6 separate regions of the Homo sapiens genome follow, and all the other regions are linked to region 4. A link is a contact called in ENCODE Hi-C or POLR2A ChIA-PET data. All regions are on one chromosome and are shown on one strand. The core of a region is the stretch at or near the end of the contact, and the rest is flanking DNA. Distances in the headings are between cores, read along the strand shown.

The links. Hi-C counts contacts between places; a loop is a spot of excess contacts on that map. ChIA-PET counts read pairs that join two places held with the same protein, here RNA polymerase II (POLR2A). Pooled maps may share reads with other maps.
Region 1: a loop to region 4 is called in a map of endothelial cell of umbilical vein, with 5 times the contacts of the local background. The contact joins the promoter of TMED9 here to the promoter of HIGD2A in region 4. A Hi-C loop is called at or near these places in 1 of 168 maps with a recorded cell type or tissue (endothelial cell of umbilical vein), 2 of 37 single-sample maps with no recorded cell type and 9 of 50 pooled maps. POLR2A ChIA-PET finds 5 or more read pairs at or near these places in 3 of 52 experiments (MCF 10A, OCI-LY7 and activated T-cell).
Region 2: a loop to region 4 is called in a map of CD4-positive, alpha-beta T cell, with 9 times the contacts of the local background. The contact joins the promoter of FAM193B here to the promoter of HIGD2A in region 4. A Hi-C loop is called at or near these places in 2 of 168 maps with a recorded cell type or tissue (CD4-positive, alpha-beta T cell and gastrocnemius medialis) and 7 of 50 pooled maps.
Region 3: a loop to region 4 is called in a pooled map, with 5 times the contacts of the local background. The contact joins the promoter of DBN1 here to the promoter of HIGD2A in region 4. A Hi-C loop is called at or near these places in 1 of 50 pooled maps. POLR2A ChIA-PET finds 5 or more read pairs at or near these places in 2 of 52 experiments (CD8-positive, alpha-beta memory T cell and activated CD4-positive, alpha-beta T cell).
Region 5: a pooled map shows a loop between it and region 4 (10-fold over the local background). The contact joins the promoter of GRK6 here to the promoter of HIGD2A in region 4. A Hi-C loop is called at or near these places in 2 of 37 single-sample maps with no recorded cell type and 10 of 50 pooled maps.
Region 6: a loop to region 4 is called in a pooled map, with 6 times the contacts of the local background. The contact joins the enhancer-like site here to the promoter of HIGD2A in region 4. A Hi-C loop is called at or near these places in 3 of 50 pooled maps. POLR2A ChIA-PET finds 5 or more read pairs at or near these places in 3 of 52 experiments (BJ, OCI-LY7 and activated CD4-positive, alpha-beta T cell).

Annotation. Positions count from the first base shown.
Region 1 is chr5:177,590,753-177,593,452 of GRCh38, forward strand. It overlaps TMED9 (transmembrane p24 trafficking protein 9), which reads left to right and starts at 1,451. Exons shown (of 5, transcript NM_017510.6): 1 at 1,451-1,646; 2 at 1,823-1,923. The coding sequence starts at 1,463. RefSeq lists an enhancer at 2,656-2,700.
Region 2 is chr5:177,553,313-177,556,012 of GRCh38, forward strand. FAM193B (family with sequence similarity 193 member B) reads right to left here and starts at 1,251. Exons shown (of 9, transcript NM_001190946.3): 1 at 937-1,251. The coding sequence starts at 1,146. FAM193B-DT (FAM193B divergent transcript) reads left to right here and starts at 1,316. Exons shown (of 3, transcript XR_941274.3): 1 at 1,316-1,617. RefSeq lists silencers at 420-529, 860-1,069 and enhancers at 950-1,453, 1,180-1,339, 1,360-1,509.
Region 3 is chr5:177,472,308-177,475,007 of GRCh38, forward strand. DBN1 (drebrin 1) reads right to left here and starts at 1,327. Exons shown (of 15, transcript NM_001363541.2): 1 at 1,129-1,327. The coding sequence starts at 1,214. RefSeq lists enhancers at 185-688, 689-1,190 and silencers at 339-525, 445-814, 845-1,044, 1,125-1,504, 1,515-1,564.
Region 4 is chr5:176,387,496-176,390,263 of GRCh38, forward strand. HIGD2A (HIG1 hypoxia inducible domain family member 2A) reads left to right here and starts at 1,256. Exons shown (of 2, transcript NM_138820.4): 1 at 1,256-1,478; 2 at 1,836-2,266. The coding sequence starts at 1,325. The coding sequence ends at 2,002. It overlaps NOP16 (NOP16 nucleolar protein), which reads right to left and starts at 1,103. Exons shown (of 5, transcript NM_016391.8): 1 at 938-1,103; 2 at 740-848. The coding sequence starts at 1,044. It also overlaps a transcript of ARL10 not described here. RefSeq lists enhancers at 407-1,090, 742-1,941, 1,214-1,533, 1,734-1,953, 1,775-2,458.
Region 5 is chr5:177,425,320-177,428,019 of GRCh38, forward strand. GRK6 (G protein-coupled receptor kinase 6) reads left to right here and starts at 1,357. Exons shown (of 16, transcript NM_001004106.3): 1 at 1,357-1,578. The coding sequence starts at 1,527. RefSeq lists enhancers at 441-610, 1,031-1,570 and a silencer at 1,281-1,930.
Region 6 is chr5:177,454,507-177,457,206 of GRCh38, forward strand. PRR7 (proline rich 7, synaptic) reads left to right here. Exons shown (of 4, transcript NM_030567.5): 3 at 323-988; 4 at 1,218-1,780. The coding sequence starts at 562. The coding sequence ends at 1,615. It overlaps DBN1 (drebrin 1), which reads right to left. Exons shown (of 15, transcript NM_001363541.2): 15 at 2,104-2,700. Among named protein-coding and RNA genes, the nearest start is that of PRR7-AS1, 7.9 kb to the left of the region's middle. RefSeq lists enhancers at 1-554, 802-1,096, 2,661-2,700 and silencers at 1-568, 18-249, 759-1,308, 1,399-1,538, 1,909-2,108. Within about 2 kb of position 1,310, at least 39 of the 41 ENCODE cell types and tissues checked have a DNase peak (open chromatin) inside an H3K27ac peak, as active enhancers do; they include OCI-LY7, where a contact is called at or near this core.

The DNA of each region.
Region 1 (2,700 bases), core at 201-2,700, 1.2 Mb after region 4:
TTCCATTCTGTGGGTTGCCTCTTTACTCTGCTACAGAGTCTTTTGATGCACAAAATGTTTTAATTTTCATAAAGTCCAATTTGTCTATTTTTTCTTTTGTTGCCTGTGCCTTTAGTGTCATATCCAGGAAGTCTGTTGCCAAATCCGATGTGGTAAACCCTTTGCCATATGTTTTCTATGAGTTTTATGCTTTGGGATTTTAAAAGTTGTGGGTCTTTTTGGGTGAATTTTTATCTATGGTGTTAGAGAAGGAACCACCTTCACTTTTTTGCATGTGGATATCCAGTTTTCCCAGCACCATTTGTTAGAAAGACTGTCCCTCCTCCCCGCATTGAATGGGCTTGGTCTCCTTGTTAAAAATTATTTGACCATATATGGGAGGGCATATCTTGGGGCTCTCTATTGTATTCCATTGGTCTATATGTCTGTCTATATGCCAGTACCACACTGTCTTGATGACTGAAGCTTGGAAGTAAGTTTTGAAATCAGGAAGTGTGAGTTCTTCAGCTTTATTCTTATTTTTCAGGATTGTTTTGGCTAATCGAAATCCCTTGAGAGTATATGAATTGTAGAATGAGTTTCTCTGTTTCTACAAAAAATGTCATTGGGATTTTGACAGGAATTGCATTAAATCTGTAGATTGCTTTGGATAGTATTGACATCTTAACTATATTAAGTAAGGATGATTTTTTTTAAATTACTGATTCAATCTCCTCACTAGTTATAGGTTTATTCAGATTATATTATCTATTCTGAGTCAGTTTTGCATTTCTATGAATTTGTCCATTTCATCTACGTTATCCAATTTGTTGGCTTATATTTGCTCATAGTACTCTCTTATGATCCTTTCTATTTCTGTAGAATTGCTAGTAACGAGCCATTGCAGTTGGGATCTGGCAGCAGAGGCTGTGTGTGTGTTTGTGTGTGTGTGTGATCGGAGAAATGCTTGAGAGGGTAACACCCGATTTAGGAGTGGACAGGGTATGAGGACAAAGAAGTGGTAATGGGAGACCTTGCCTTTTATTTCTTTTAATCTTTTTTGATAATACATTTGTGCATTATTTGGTCGTTCTCTTTAAATTCATTTTTAAAGGTAGAAGCAAATCAAGACTGGTAGATGCTGTGCCAAGGAAAGTCAGGGATCCTAGGTTCGAATCCTGTCTCTGTTCGCAATTCGCTCCGCAACCTCAAACAAACGACCTCAGTTTCATCTATGAAAAGCTGGTAACCATCGTCAGTTGCCAGGCCATGAAGAGAGTCAACGGAAATAAGTTTTTATTCTAGGGCACCCGCTCTCTCTCAGGTAAAAGCCGCGCCCCAATCAGGTACTGCCGCGCCAGGGCCGCGGGACATCTCGGGATTTGTGGTCCACCCGGCGGAACTCGCGGTCCCGGCAGGCACCGCGGCGGCGGCAGGGCGACGTGGCGCGGCCGGCTGCGGCTGCGCAGGCAGGTGGAGCAAGATGGCTGTGGAGCTGGGCGTGCTGCTCGTCCGGCCCCGGCCCGGAACCGGGCTGGGTAGAGTGATGCGGACCCTCCTGCTGGTGCTGTGGCTGGCGACGCGCGGAAGCGCGCTCTACTTTCACATCGGAGAGACGGAGAAGAAGTGCTTTATTGAGGAGATCCCGGACGAGACCATGGTCATAGGTGCGGGGGCGGGGAGGAAGGGGCGAGTTTGGAACGTGACCGTGGTCTTGGGGCGGGGGATGCGAGACAGTCAGCTCTCTAGAGCCGGGAGGAGACGGCCTCGCCGTGCCCAGGCGGTCGCGGAACCCATGCCACCTCGCGCTCCTCTGACCTGGGCTCGCCCTGCTTCCCTCAAGGAAACTACCGGACGCAGCTGTATGACAAGCAGCGGGAGGAGTACCAGCCGGCCACCCCGGGGCTTGGCATGTTTGTGGAGGTGAAGGACCCAGAGGACAAGGTGAGCCAACCGCCCCCCTCCTCTCCGCCAGCCTCTCAGCTAGGCGGGCTCCGGTACTTCCTCTTCTAGTTCCTGCATCTGCTAAAGTGGGAGAGACAGTTGATGTTGTGGGAATATCCTGCTGACTTGCAGACCCCGCCCGGTCTGTGAAATGGGCGGATTAATTGTGGTGATAAAAATCAAAGAGTTTTGTCAACTCTTAAAGTCATCTAGACTTTAAGATTTCACAGAACATGATACTTTCCCCACAAAATGAGCAGCTTTTAATCTTCCCAAGTAAGGATATTAAAACGAACGGCAAAACCCTTCAGCTCTCACCTTCTGTCACTTTTCGTTAAAAAACTCATGGCGGGGTGTGGTGGCTCTTGCCTGTAATCCCAGCACTTTGGGATGCCGAGGCGGGTGGATCACTTGAGGCCGGGAGTTCAGGACCGGCCTGGGCAACCTCCGTCTGGCAAACCCCGTCTCTAGTAAAAATACAAAAAAAAAAAAAAAAAAAAATGAGCCGGGTGTGGTGGCGCACACCTCTAATACCAGATACTTGGGAGGCTAAGGCACGATAATTGCTTGAACCTGGGAAGCTGAGGCTGCAGTGAGCTGAGATAGCATCACTGCACTCCAGCCAGGACGACAGAGTGAGACTCTGTCTCAAAAACAAAAACAAAAAAGAACCCCCCAAAAAACAACTCACACCAAAAAAGTTGAAAGGGCATAAGCTATAAAGGAAAGCCCTTCCCAAGAGCAGTCAGTCACTTGCCACCCTAATGTCAGACTCTC
Region 2 (2,700 bases), core at 1-2,500, 1.2 Mb after region 4:
CATCCGACCCTCCAAGACTCCTGCAGGAGCCTGCCTTCCTGGGCAGGCTCAGCCAAAAGACCAACTCAAAACTCTTTTGTCAGAGCAAGCTTAGGGAGAGCCACCCAGCCCCGAGTGCCACAACCCTCCCAGAGCAACCGTGGCCCATGTCACCCCCGCCTCTCAGTGAACTTTGGCAGGGTACCTCCCGTTATCTCCTTTGCTCAAAAGAAAGTGACCTTCTTCCAGGTGGCAAGCTGGAAGCTTTGGGGAATCCTCCTACTGTTCGCTCTCAGCAGGATTCTCCAAACCTGGGATCTCAAGGTCGGGGTGGGCTGCCTTGCGGAGCAGGGGAGGGAAGAAGGGCAGGTTCTGCTGGGTTTCCACCTCAGTGCAGAAACCCCACCAAAAACTCCTCCGGGCAGCCTGGCTGTCTGCTCCAACTGCTCTGCTGGGTATGGCGAGGAGGCGCCAGGAGACACAGCTGCTGAGGGGGCCGCGGCTGCAGGCGCTGCAGGGGACGGAGTGGAGCCGTTCCCGGGGGCAGAGGGAAGAGGCTGCAGTCGTCCAGTCCCAGAGCCCCGAGATGGCCTGTGGCTGAGGGAGCAGGTGGGCCCGGGGGAGGTGGCGGGCCGAGAGCGGAGCTGCGGCCTCGGGATCACAGCCCAGTCCCAGTCCCAGTCCCAGTGTGGGTGTACGGCCGGAACGCCCGGAGGCGGCGGGGAGAGGGGAGCAGCTTCAGCCTAGTCGCAGGAGCGCGGACCGAGCCTCGGCTTTGGGGAGAGGGGTCCAGCCTCCATTCCCGCCCCGGGGGAGAAAGCTTCGGCGCCGGACCCGGGGGAAGGCTGCTACCCCAGCCGCGGCAGGATGGCCCATCCCCAACCCCGCCCCACTCCCGCTCCCGCTCGGGGAAGGTGAAAGCGCCCGAGCCGCCGAAGTCTCCCCGCTCGCTCCTACCTGCGGGCCGGGCACCAGGTTGGGTTCGTCATCCTCCCTGGGGCCGTCGTGGTCGGGCTCCGCCGGCGCCTCCGGAGGGCCTGCACCCGCTCCCGCCTCCAGGCTTGGCGGCGGCGGGGGCTCGGGCGCCTGGGGCTTCTGCGGCCCCGCGGCCCGAGCCCGCTCGCGCCTGCCCGCACCGCCGCTCGGCCTGCTCCGCCTCCGCGTCATGCCGCCGCTCGCGCCGCTCCCTCGCTCCACACGCCGCCGCCGCCGCCGCCGCCGCCGCCGCCGCCGCCGCCGCTACCGCTCCCCTCACAGGACAACAGCCAATATGGCGGCGCCCGGTTCCCCCCCTCCGCCTGCTGCCAACAGGTCAGAGGGCACGCGGAGTCCGCGCCGCCGCACTAGCCCCCGAGGCCGCCTGCGCCATTTTGAATAAGGTCACCACCCGGAGTTCGCTGGGAGAAAAACTTGGTGGGGAGACGCCCTTCCCCCCCTACGCGGGACGGGAAGGATGCAACCTGCTGGAGGAACGCGTGTAATGCGGTGGTAATCGCGCTGCACCACCCTAGCACTTAATAATTGCCTGTTAAATGGATGAGTGAATTAATTTCTATAGTGTTACAATACTTTCACACCCATCGTCTGACTCCTTCCGACAGCACAGCGAGGCAGGTACGGATCATTCCCATTTTGCAGGTGAGAAATATTGAGGCAACATAAAGGCCTGGAAAAGGTTGCTGTACATCATTTTGTTGGAACTCCTGGGCTCGTGGACGGCCTGAGTTGAAAGGGACGAAGGTCTTTATTTGCAACATATGGTCTACTGGGAGTCCAGCGTTCTGTGCTTGGGACAGTGGGACTCAAACCCGACTCCTTGTTCCCGAGTCTGATGGGGAAGGTAGACACGTAGGTACATAGTTACAACCGGTGTGATAACGATGAGACGACTAGGTGTTTCCAAAAAAATAGTATGTGCAGGAGAGGATTTTGGAGTGGTACACAAAGGAGAATTTTTAAAACTTAATAATTATGTATTTAATTGTTAAAAATGGAATTTCCCCCCTCTTTTTGTGAATATACTGTATAATACATGTACATGGCACAGATTAAAAAAAAAAAGTTTTGAGTGAAGTCTGTCTCATGCCTGGGCTATGTACTCTGAAATTGTGGTTATATGCAGAGTTGCTATTGGTATCAACAGGGGCGGAATCCTGACACTGGCTTCCTAACCCATGGGGCAAGGGCTATTTTGAAAGGAAGAGCTACATGGAAGGCCCTGGAGCTCTCCTTAACTACCAAGAAAATAAATCAAAAATAGTACCTTATCTCACCCAGGGATTAATGCCACTATCAAAGATTTGAAAGACGCAGGGTGAGTCCCATCACATCACCATTACCTCTTCAGTTTGCCCAGAACAGAAGAGAGACGGCCTTGAAGAACAACAGAGCATTATGATAAACTTACTTATTCTGGTAAGAACCCCAACTGCAGGCATTCTTCCAGATGCGGTCCTTCTTGGGACAGATCAGCACAGTTGTTGGTCTCTAATAGGCAACAAGAGGTCTGGTCAATGGTTATTCTTCTGTACCAAACACCAGGAATCCCTTGCATTGATCTGGCAGGGGCAGCGGTAAACCCTCACTGTCTTGCTTCAGGGTATGTCACACTCTGGACCCAGCCACTTAGTTTACAGGGATTTTTTTTTTTTTTTTTTTTAATGACAGAGTCTCACTCTATCTCCCAGGCTGGAGTGCAGTGGCGCAATTTCAGCTCACTGC
Region 3 (2,700 bases), core at 77-2,576, 1.1 Mb after region 4:
GCCCTCCTCTTTGCCTCAGTTTCCTCAAGAAGAACCTGTTCCCATCTGCCAGCAGGGAGAGGAGGCCTAGGAACCAGATGGGCACCTTCCCTAGAAGAAGAGTATTACGGGGGGGTTAAAGGATTCCAGGATGGGGCTGTGAGGAACCCCTCGGTTTCCTTTTTCCACCACCCTGGGCCGCCAGCCCCAGAGCAGGTGGTCCATCCCCTCCCCCAGCTCAGCGGGAGACAACAGCTGGGGGGCGGGGTGAGGGGCGGCCCAGCTCCTCCCCCATCAGGGACCGAGTGCCCCTTGCTGGGGGCCGGTGGATCTGTTCACCCCTTCAGCCGTCTTTGGGGGCTCCCTCCACACTTGTTCTCCAGAGGGCTTCCTCCCAGGGATCTCAGCTGGCCCCTTAGGCAGCTCGGTGCCCCCCAGCCCAGCTGCCTAGTCCCCGCAGTCCCCTTCAGGTAGGGGAGGAGAGCTCACCCCTGCCTCCTCCGCGACCCGCGGCGGTAAGGGAGTCACTTCGCGGTCGCCATGTGGCAGCAAACATCCTTCCACCTCACTCCAGCCCAGGTTTCGGGGGGAGGGCGGCCCACTCCGAGAGGCCCCCCGGTGGGCGGGGCGCCCGGCCCCCAGCCCGCTCCGCTCCTCCCCCGCCCTCGCTTTCCTTTGTGCTGTGGCCGGGCCGGGCTGAGCCGGGCAGGCTGCGCTGGCTCCGCTAGCTCGGTCCCCGCCCCGTCCCCGCCCGGACCTCGCCCGCTCGAAGGTGGCGAAGGTGCCCTTGGCCGCCCCGTGCACACCTGTCCCCCGGGCCCGGGGGGTAGGGTGGGGGATGGGCTCCCGCAGGGCCACGCGGCCCCGGGCCCCACATCGGGACCCCGCGCCTCCGGGCCGCGTCCGGCCGCCGCTCCCACCGCGCGCCTTGGGCCGCCTCCGGGCGCTCGGGGCCCGGCAGTGCCCCGCCTGGCCCGCCGGCCCCTCCCCCGGCGCGCACAAAGGCAGCCCCTCCCGGCCCTCCCGGCCCGCTGCACCATTTCGGGGTCCCCCTCCCTTCCCGGCGGCGGGGCGGCGGGGCGGGAGAGAAACAAAGGCGCGGCGGCGGCGCGGGGACAAAGGGGCCGGGGGCGGGGGCGGGGGGCTCACCAGTCGGCCGCGCTCTCCTCTCGGATCACCTCCTCGTAAGCCGCCAGCAGCTCCAGGCGGTGGCCGCTGAAGCTGACGCCGGCCATGCTTCGGGCCGGACCGGGCCGAACGGACAGACGCGCGGACGGACGGGCGGACGGAGGAGGAGGGAGGGAAAGAGGGAGTCGCCGCCGCCGCCTCGGAGCCTCTGCAGCGTCGCGAGCCGAGCGAGCCAGCGGCCGGGGGAGGGGAGCCGGCCGGCGGGGGGCGGGGGGCGCTGGCTCCGCCCGGCTCGCTCCCTCCGCTCGCTCGGTCCTAGCGCCGCCCCGGCCCGGCCCAGGGGGAGGCCCGCCCCCCCTTCCCGGCCTGCCCCGGGCGCCCCTCACCCACCGCCCCTGCGCGCCGCTCCAGGGCCAGCCCCACCCACGTCCCGAACCCTCACCTGCCCCGTCCGTAACCTCGGCGCTAGCCCTCCTTCCAGCCCCGAACCCAGTCCCGTCCCCACCTCCCCCCGCCCACCCCCCGTCCCAATCCGGTTCCGCCCCACCCATTGCTTCATTGATCTCCATTCCTGGTGCGTCCCACCTCATGTTAAACCCATTTTCATCCCAACCCAGCTCACACAACACCCCACCCCTGGCCCGTCTCCTTTCCCTGAGAGGTCCTTGCCTAGTCTATCCCATCATATCCACTGTCATCTGCATCCCACCCTCAAATCCACCCCAGTTGCTTTCCCATCCCAGCTTCAGCCCCATGCTTAGCACGTGTCCCCCCCAACATGTGTCACGGCACATCTTCAGTCCAACCCATCCCAGTCTCATCCTGATCCCAGTTCCCAATTCCCAACCACAGCCCCCCATCTCGGCTCCATGACCACTTATTCCAGGCCATTCTCAGCCCCTACCCAGCTCATTATCCCTCCATTCCAGGCCTCTCCTCCCCTCCACGCCTGTGCCCTCTCAGATGGGGCCAGCTAGGAGATCCTTTGCATTCTCTCTCAAGCCTCACGCCTCCCAGAGGAGTCCCAAGTAGAGTTCCGGAAGCAGCATCTAACCCCAGACTCCCACGGCAGGGCTCCTCCAAGGACGCTCAGGGCCAGCCTCTTGGCACCTTTATCTCCTAAAGCTCTAAGCACAGAACGGGAGGGGGCCTCAGAAAAGTACCCCCTGCAAGGGAGTGGACACCATGCCAGGGCCTTCCAGAACTCCGTTCCTTGCTAGGTTGGGACCCTGAAACCGTCCACAGCGCTTAGAAGCCTTTTCCACCACTACAAAGCCTCCAACCTCGACCTCCCTGAGCAAACTTCACCTGGTCCCAACCGCACCGCGGAGGAGGAGGTGGTTCTAGCCAGGCCTCCGAGTTCTGCGTTGGGTAATTGGCTATGCCAAGAGAAGGAGAGCAGGGCTGCCTATGTGGCAGTGTTCCTGGCGCTTTGGAGTTGGGAGAACCCTCTTAAAACTCAAAATACTCACAGGCCCCTGCCTTGGGAAGTCAGTGCCCACTATGTCTAGGGACCACAGGCCATGGCAATTTCTCCATGGCCACCACTAGAGTGAGGCACCCAGGCAGGGACACAGCCAGGCCCTGTGCCCT
Region 4 (2,768 bases), core at 6-2,505:
TTCATGCCAGAGGAAAATGGCACTACCATTTCTTGAATAAATGTGAGGCTACAGCCACACAGTTAGATAGTCCCTAAGGCAAGGAGTGTTATACCCATTTTATAGATAGGCAGGCAGAGAAAGATGAATTGCTTGCTTTTCTTTTGGGAACCTGGATTCTTTTAATAGTTGTTGAAGCCTCCAGGGGGCCAGGCGGATCACTTGAGGCCCAGCCTGGCCAACATAGCGAAACCCTGCCTCTACTAAAACCACAAAAATCAGCCGGGTATGGTGGCACACGCTTATAATCCCAGCTATTTGGGACGCTGAGGTGGGATATAGCTTGAACCCGGGAAGGAGACTGCAGTCAGGGAAGCCTAGGGAAGCCTCAGACCAAGGATGATTGAATAACAAAGAAAAGGTGTAAGTAAAGATCTCCAACTCTTAGGGAGTACTAATTAGGAAAGTTAAGGGTAGAAAAAGATAAATTAAGGAAAATACCGTTGAGATGCTAATGGGTTAATTTCAGAGAAAAAAGACTGAGTAGAGGGGGTATGGGGAATGTGTGCTGGGGAGGGAGTGTGACGAAGGTCGTAAAGAGACCCTTGCTCAACGTCAGTTGAGCGTTCTGACTGTGGGGAGGTCGAAAACTCGGAAGGGCCTGAGGGAAGGAATGGGCAGTACCACGTTCTGACACCTAGGTCAGTATGGCGGGGGAAGAGTAAAGAAGACAAGGACCGAGACCCTGCCATGTCAGTACCTTTCTCTTACGGAGGGGCACCGCCCTGTTGGGGTCCACAGCCAACCCCATCTCGGCCAGGTTCTGCCGTACCGATTTAGCGTGGTCCCAGGCATGTCGGATGTGGGAGCTACCGGCAAAGAGAGACATCGCGGATCCGTCATCTCGCGGACCGTCCCGGCCGAGGCCCACGGCCACCCGGAACCCCAGCCCCCTCACCATTCGATCCGCGGCGCTGCCTTCCGTCGAGCATTCCGGTTCAGACGCTTTCGGTTGACACTGTAACCAAACTTCTGCCTCCGGGTTTTGCCCTTGGCCTTGGGCATCGCGCTGACCACCGCACCAGCAGCTCAAACACGCTGCCTCTGTCTCTCAGACCTCGTGTAACAAACTCCTTCCGGAAGGCGTGCACAAGGCTTTGCGGGCATTTGGGGAAATGTAGTCCTTTTGTAGCACTACCGTGCTGAGCACTACGACTCCCAGGATGCAACGAGCATTTGCGCCTGCGTACAAGGCTCAATTTATTCGTTTCCCCGCCCCTTTCATGACCTTCACCGGGAGGCTGAGGTCGGAGTCCCGATTTTCTCCTGCTGCTGTGGCCCGGACATGGCGACTCCCGGCCCTGTGATTCCGGAGGTCCCCTTTGAACCATCGAAGCCTCCAGTCATTGAGGGGCTGAGCCCCACTGTTTACAGGAATCCAGAGAGTTTCAAGGAAAAGTTCGTTCGCAAGACCCGCGAGAACCCGGTGGTACCCATAGGTAAGTGGGTGCGGTAGGAACTGCACAAGGAGAGGACAGTGATGTCGGAGGGAAGGAAGTAGAGAAGGACCAGAGCGCTAGCGGGGAGCGGAAGGAGAGCGGACTAGAGAAGAGACGAGGGGGCGGGGCGGTGAGGGGCGAAACTGATTGGAGCGGGAGCAGCGGGTTTAGGGGGCGGGATTTGGGGCCTAAGATTGGGAGGACTCTGTAACTAGGAAGACCTCGACTCGACCTACCCTCGCCGCCCTCCCTCCGCTGTGATCCAGAGATCTTGGCTTTGGGGAAGCGAGACCCAAAGCGGGGAATGACCTGCGGGGCCCGACCTGCTGTTTCCCAGTTGCTTTGTCCCCTCCTCAGGTTGCCTGGCCACGGCGGCCGCCCTCACCTACGGCCTCTACTCCTTCCACCGGGGCAACAGCCAGCGCTCTCAGCTCATGATGCGCACCCGGATCGCCGCCCAGGGTTTCACGGTCGCAGCCATCTTGCTGGGTCTGGCTGTCACTGCTATGAAGTCTCGACCCTAAGCCCAGGGTCTGGCCTTGAAAGCTCCGCAGAAATGATTCCAAAACCCAGGGAGCAACCACTGGCCCTACCGTGGGACTTACTCCCTCCTCTCCTTTGAGAGGCCCATGTGTCGCTGGGGAGGAAGTGACCCTTTGTGTAACTGTAACCGAAAGTTTTTTCAAAAATCCTAGATGCTGTTGTTTGAATGTTACATACTTCTATTTGTGCCACATCTCCCCTCCACTCCCCTGCTTAATAAACTCTAAAAATCCACTTGTATTTAATTCAGTATCATCCCCATGGTTTTTGGTCTTTGATTTTGGAGGAAACGGACTTTGGAGTGGTGCTTAGAAATCGTGTAGTCTAGTGATTCCCGAACTTTCCTAGTAACAGCCACCCAGGGCACTTTGAAAGCAGAGATTTGGCCAGGCGCAGTGGCTCACACCTGTAATCCCAGCACTCTGGGAGGCCGAAGCGAGCGGATCACCTGAGGTCAAGAGTTCAAGACCAGCCTGACCAACATGGAGAAACCCCATCTCTACTAAAAATACAAAATTAGCTGGGCGTGGTGTTGCGTGCCTGTAATCCCAGCTACTCGCGAGGCTGAGGCAGGAGAATCACTTGAACCCGGGAGGCGGAGGTTGTGGTGAGCTGAGATCGCGCCATTGCACTTCAGCCTGGGCAACAAGAGCAAAACTCCATCTCAAAAAAAAAAAAAAAAAAAAAGAATCTCAAGGTCACTCCTTGAGATTCTAGTTCAGTGGGCCTAGAGTAATGCCATTTGAA
Region 5 (2,700 bases), core at 107-2,606, 1.0 Mb after region 4:
AGTGCCTTTGCTCCTTCTGTCTCATCTCAGACCACTGGGCCCAGAAGCTGCGGACGCCTTCTCCTATTCCCTGAACACACCACTTAGTCTGGCTTAGAGCCTCTGCGTTTGCTGTTGCTTCTACTGGATCCGCTCAAATGTCACACCCTGAGAGTGTCACACACTCTCTTAACGTCCGAAGAGCAGTTGTCACTCTCTGAAACCATCTATTTGTTTATTTACAGAATAATTACCTTTATCTCACCCTGCCCTCACTTGCTCCCTCCACTTCTAGCAAGTAAGCAGGGAGCCTGGCTATCTTGCTGCCATCACTGTGTTCTCCAGCACCTGGCTTGGTGCCTGGCACAGAGGTGTTGCTCTGTATTTTCGGATGAATGAATGCATAGGAACTAGAGAAGCCTAGATGGATCCGGCTCTGCCTTACTCGCGGAGTTTGGGCAAGCCTGTTTCCTGCTGCGTGAAGTAGGGGGTGGAGGAAGCGGGGTGTTAAGCTACAAGGTGTTGATTAGCTGTAAGATTTCAGCCTTGTTTTCTCCGTAGTCTTCGGGCTGGAGCCAGCCACTTGACGTCCGGCGCCTCAGCTCCCCACCTGTATAATGGGTGTGAACTCATCCCGAGGTCTAGGGGTGGTAGCGCTGCCTTATAAGGCGGCAGAGGCCGAGGGAAGGCGAGGCCGAGTGGGTGGAGAGAAATCACAACATCCGGCTGCGGGGGCTGGGCGGGGCGCCTGCGGCGACCGGGCAAGAGGTCGGGGAACGGCTGCGAGGCCGCAGCCTCCTCCCTGTCTCTCCCTCTTTCGATGTGCGCCCTCCTGATTGGGGCCGACCCAAGGGAATACGGCCACACAAGTGGACCAAACAAACTCGCTGCCAGCCCGCAGGAGGCCCAGGATACGGAGCGCGTCCCCGACAAAACCCTAGAAAAGCCGTCTGCGAGCCAAAGGCCGCCGGGCCACACCTTCAGGCGACGACCCAATCAAAATGCAGTACTTGAGATGACGGACGTCTTCTTCACCCAATCACATATTCGGCCTCCTGGGCGTGCCCCAGAGTACCCACCTCCATTGTCCCGGCTGAGGGCTCGGCCCTAATTGGCAGTTTGGTATCCTACGAAAGCCTAGAAATTCGAACCTAGGGGCTGAACCCCGCCCTCAGACCAACCAGGAAGAGGTGACGTGATTGGTCCCGCCCCCGTACTTCTTTGAGCGAGTCCCCAGCTGGGGGGGCGGGGGAAAAAATGAAGAGGAAGACTAATGGGAAGACGGCGCGGGGAGCTTCTGCCCGGTGATTGGTCAAATGAGGTAAACAGAGGGCGGGGCAGGGCGGGCCAGCGCCGGGGTGGCCCCCGGGAGGGGGCGGAGAGTGCGCGGCTGGCTGCGGCGGCCGGGGAGGCCGGGGAGGCCGCGGCGCGGTCACTGCGAGCCGAGCCGAGCCGCGCCGAGCCGCGCCGATCGCCATCCGGCCTCGGCACTCGCGCGCGATCCCGGCCGGCGGCGCGGCCCGGCGGGCCAGGCGGCGCCACAGCCCATGGAGCTCGAGAACATCGTAGCGAACACGGTGCTACTCAAGGCCCGGGAAGGTGAGGCGGCCGGGTGGGCGGCCGGGCCCGGGTGCGTGGAGCGCGAGTGCGCTGCGTCTGAGCTCCGCAGGGCTACCCAGCCGTCGGATCCCCTAGGCCCGCGGGCCCTGCGCCTTACACCCCGCCCAGACACGAGCCTTTCCGGCCCGTCGTCTTCCTCCTCCGCACCTGCCCCCGGGATTCGGGGCCCAGGAAGGGGCGGGGGTCAGGCCGCCGCCCTCGCGGCGGGTGGGGGTGAAGGAGTGAAAGAAGGTGAGACGAAGAGGGAAGGGTGGGACCGGAGCCCCAGGAGAGCCTGTCTGAGAGGCAAGCCTCCTCCAGGGGAGAGGTGTAAAGATGCCCCACGTGCCAGGGGCCCAGACCCCAGCACCCTAGCCTAATCCCGCGCAAAGTTGGCGATAGGTAAAGCTGGAGAATGAATAAACGGACCCTCTGCGTAGCACAGCCCACCTGACTTGGGGAAACTCCTGGCCACAAATGCTACTTATAGGACTGCCACTTGCTCCGTGCCTCAGGACACTGAGGGCAGAGGTGAATGGATATTTGCCCTCAGGGAGCCCATGGTCTAGTGGGGCTAGCGGACACAGAAAGAAGTGGGAGCAGAGCATGCTGCTCTGTCAGTATTGTAAGCTCAGAGGTCTGGCTGGGGAAACCAGTCTGGTGGACCGAGTGTGTGTGTAGCTCCTCGTGGCTCCCACCCCAGATGTTATCAGGCACTTGCTCTGTGCAGGTCCTGGGAGACACAGAAGGACCAGATCGGGTCCTCACTGCCTTGTGGTCAGTCTGCCCCCACCTGCCACACTCCACCTCAGTAACATGATCACTGACCACCCACTCTGCCCCACCTTTTCCAGGGTGCTGGGGAAGCAGCAGTAAACAAGACCCATCTTTTTGGAACTCCAGGGCAAGGAGGGAGATTGTGACAGTTTTTCCACCCTTTGCTGGGCTTCCAGGCTTAAAAAGTCATCTGCTTCACCTTTCTACCATATTTTACATGTGGGAAGCTGAGGCTCAAACCAGGGATTAGCATCAGTCACACAGCAAGATTGTGATTGACTCGGGCCTAAGACACAGGATGACCGGCACAGTCTATAGGAAGCCCAGAGGAACTTTCAGCTGGGT
Region 6 (2,700 bases), core at 60-2,559, 1.1 Mb after region 4:
CTTTGGCCCCGGGACTGCGGATGGCGAATCTCTCGTTCGGACTCAGAGCTGGAGTCCGTCCTTCGCGCGCCCCCTGCTGGCCCGCCTCGGCTCCCCTCGGCGCCCGGGCTCCGCGGCGGCGGCCGGGGCTCAGATCGGGGAAACCCTACCGGGGAAACCTCGAGGCGTGACGTCACCCTCCTCGGTGACGTCACCGGGCCCCCGGGGAGCGCGAGGTTCCCACGGAGGAGGCTTTCCCCGGACTGCGCAGGGCGCGGGCGGGGGCCGGGAAGTCGTTGGGGGCCGCGGCGCGCCTTCACTGCGCCCCGTGTCTGCCCTACAGGTCCCGCGCGGCCCCGGGTGAGGCACGCCCGCGCGCCCGCCGGCGCCATGGGAAGGAGCGGGCGCCGCTGCTGTCCCCCGCCGGCGCGCGCACGACTTGAGACCTGCCACGGGCAGCCCCCGGCCGCGGGTCCCCGAGTGACGCTGGCGGCACCTGAGAGTGTGGCGCGGGCCCGGGGCCACGCAGCGGAGCCCAGTGTCCAGTGAAGCGTCTGAGGACCCGCCGCCCGTGCCGCCGCCATGGTGATGTCCCAGGGCACCTACACGTTCCTCACGTGCTTCGCCGGCTTCTGGCTCATCTGGGGTCTCATCGTCCTGCTCTGCTGCTTCTGCAGCTTCCTGCGCCGCCGCCTCAAACGGCGCCAGGAGGAGCGACTGCGCGAGCAGAACCTGCGCGCCCTAGAGCTGGAGCCCCTCGAACTCGAGGGCAGTCTGGCCGGGAGCCCCCCGGGCCTGGCGCCGCCGCAGCCACCACCACACCGTAGCCGCCTGGAGGCGCCGGCTCACGCGCACTCGCATCCGCACGTGCACGTGCACCCGCTGCTGCACCACGGGCCCGCGCAGCCGCACGCGCACGCGCACCCACACCCGCACCACCACGCGCTCCCGCACCCGCCGCCTACGCACCTGTCGGTGCCGCCACGGCCCTGGAGCTACCCGCGCCAAGGTGAGTACCGACCTCCGCCAGGGGGCGATCCGGGCCGCCGGAAGTGGGCGGGCGTTGGAGGGCTCGCTGCTTACCCTCAGGGCTTCCATCCGCAGCCTCCGGGAGAACACGGGCGGCGGCGGGCTCGGGTTCGGGCTAGGGCTGGGGCGCGGGCGGCCCCTGGCCGGGGCCTCTGCGAGAGGCTGGGAACCGGCGGCCTCACCTCCTCCGACCGCCTCCCACTCCGCAGCGGAATCGGACATGTCCAAACCACCGTGTTACGAAGAGGCGGTGCTGATGGCAGAGCCGCCGCCGCCCTATAGCGAGGTGCTCACGGACACGCGCGGCCTCTACCGCAAGATCGTCACGCCCTTCCTGAGTCGCCGCGACAGCGCGGAGAAGCAGGAGCAGCCGCCTCCCAGCTACAAGCCGCTCTTCCTGGACCGGGGCTACACCTCGGCGCTGCACCTGCCCAGCGCCCCTCGGCCCGCGCCGCCCTGCCCAGCCCTCTGCCTGCAGGCCGACCGTGGCCGCCGGGTCTTCCCCAGCTGGACCGACTCAGAGCTCAGCAGCCGCGAGCCCCTGGAGCACGGAGCTTGGCGTCTGCCGGTCTCCATCCCCTTGTTCGGGAGGACTACAGCCGTATAGAGGGGCGCCCGGCGCCCCGGGCCCCACCGGCGGACTCCTGGCCTGACTGCGGGGCTTTTTAAATGCTTCCCTGGACTGCGGGGAGGGGCGGGGGGAGGGAGGGATTTCTTATCCCGTTTGTTACATTTTGAGGATAATAAAGGTGTGTGATCTGGTTTGGTACAAGCGGAGGGTGCACCGGCTGCTTTCGCCCAGGGTTCTGTGTGACCAGACAAGCCGGGGCCTTGGCGGGAAGGACCCTCAACGTGCGTTTCCGCCACAACAGAACCTAAGGGTACAGCACTAAGTCTAAGACCAACCCTTCTCCGGTGGTTGTAGGTGCCAAGCGGCTTCCCCTGGGAGCCTTAGCCCCTAGCACCGCCCCCCCACCCCGCCCCCGCCTGGCGGGCCTTGGAATTAGGGTGAGGACGCCCCCTGGTGGCAAGGAGGTGCTGCGGCCTCGGAGGTGGGAGGAGTTGGGAACCTGGGTCAGGGCAGGCGGCAGCCCGAAGGGATCTGGATTTCTTTATTAACAGACATGAGCACGACCCGTTACAGAAGTTTGTGCTTTCCAAAAAAAAAAAAAAAAAAAAAAAAAAAACAGTTACTAAACGTGAAAAAGGAACCCAAGCAAAGAGGAAGGAGTTGGGGAGGGGCCACCAAAGCCCCTGGGCCCCATCCATAGCCCTGACCTGAACCGCGCCTAGGGCCTCCAACCTGGGACCTGCCCGGCAGGAGACGGGGGGTAGCCGAGGGGCCCCAGCTGGGCCTGCTACTTCCTTTGGGCCAGACAGGAAGGGGTCAAAAGAAGGGCGGGGAGGGGGTCCCAGGGAGCCAGAGCCCACGAGCCATTTATTGCCATGTTTTAAAATTCGTGCAAAATATCTGAAGCCCTGGACAGAGAATACAAAGTGATATTTTCCCAAGAAACATAAAACTAGGAAAAGAGGTGGGGGACATTTTCCCACCAGAGCTCCCCCCACGCCAGGCCCCAAGCAGGGTGAGGCCTCCAACCCGGCCAGCTGAGCAGGGAGGACTAAGAGCTACAATCTGGACCAGGGAAGGAGGGGTGGAATTTGCAACAGCGTCTCAACTACCAACGAGAG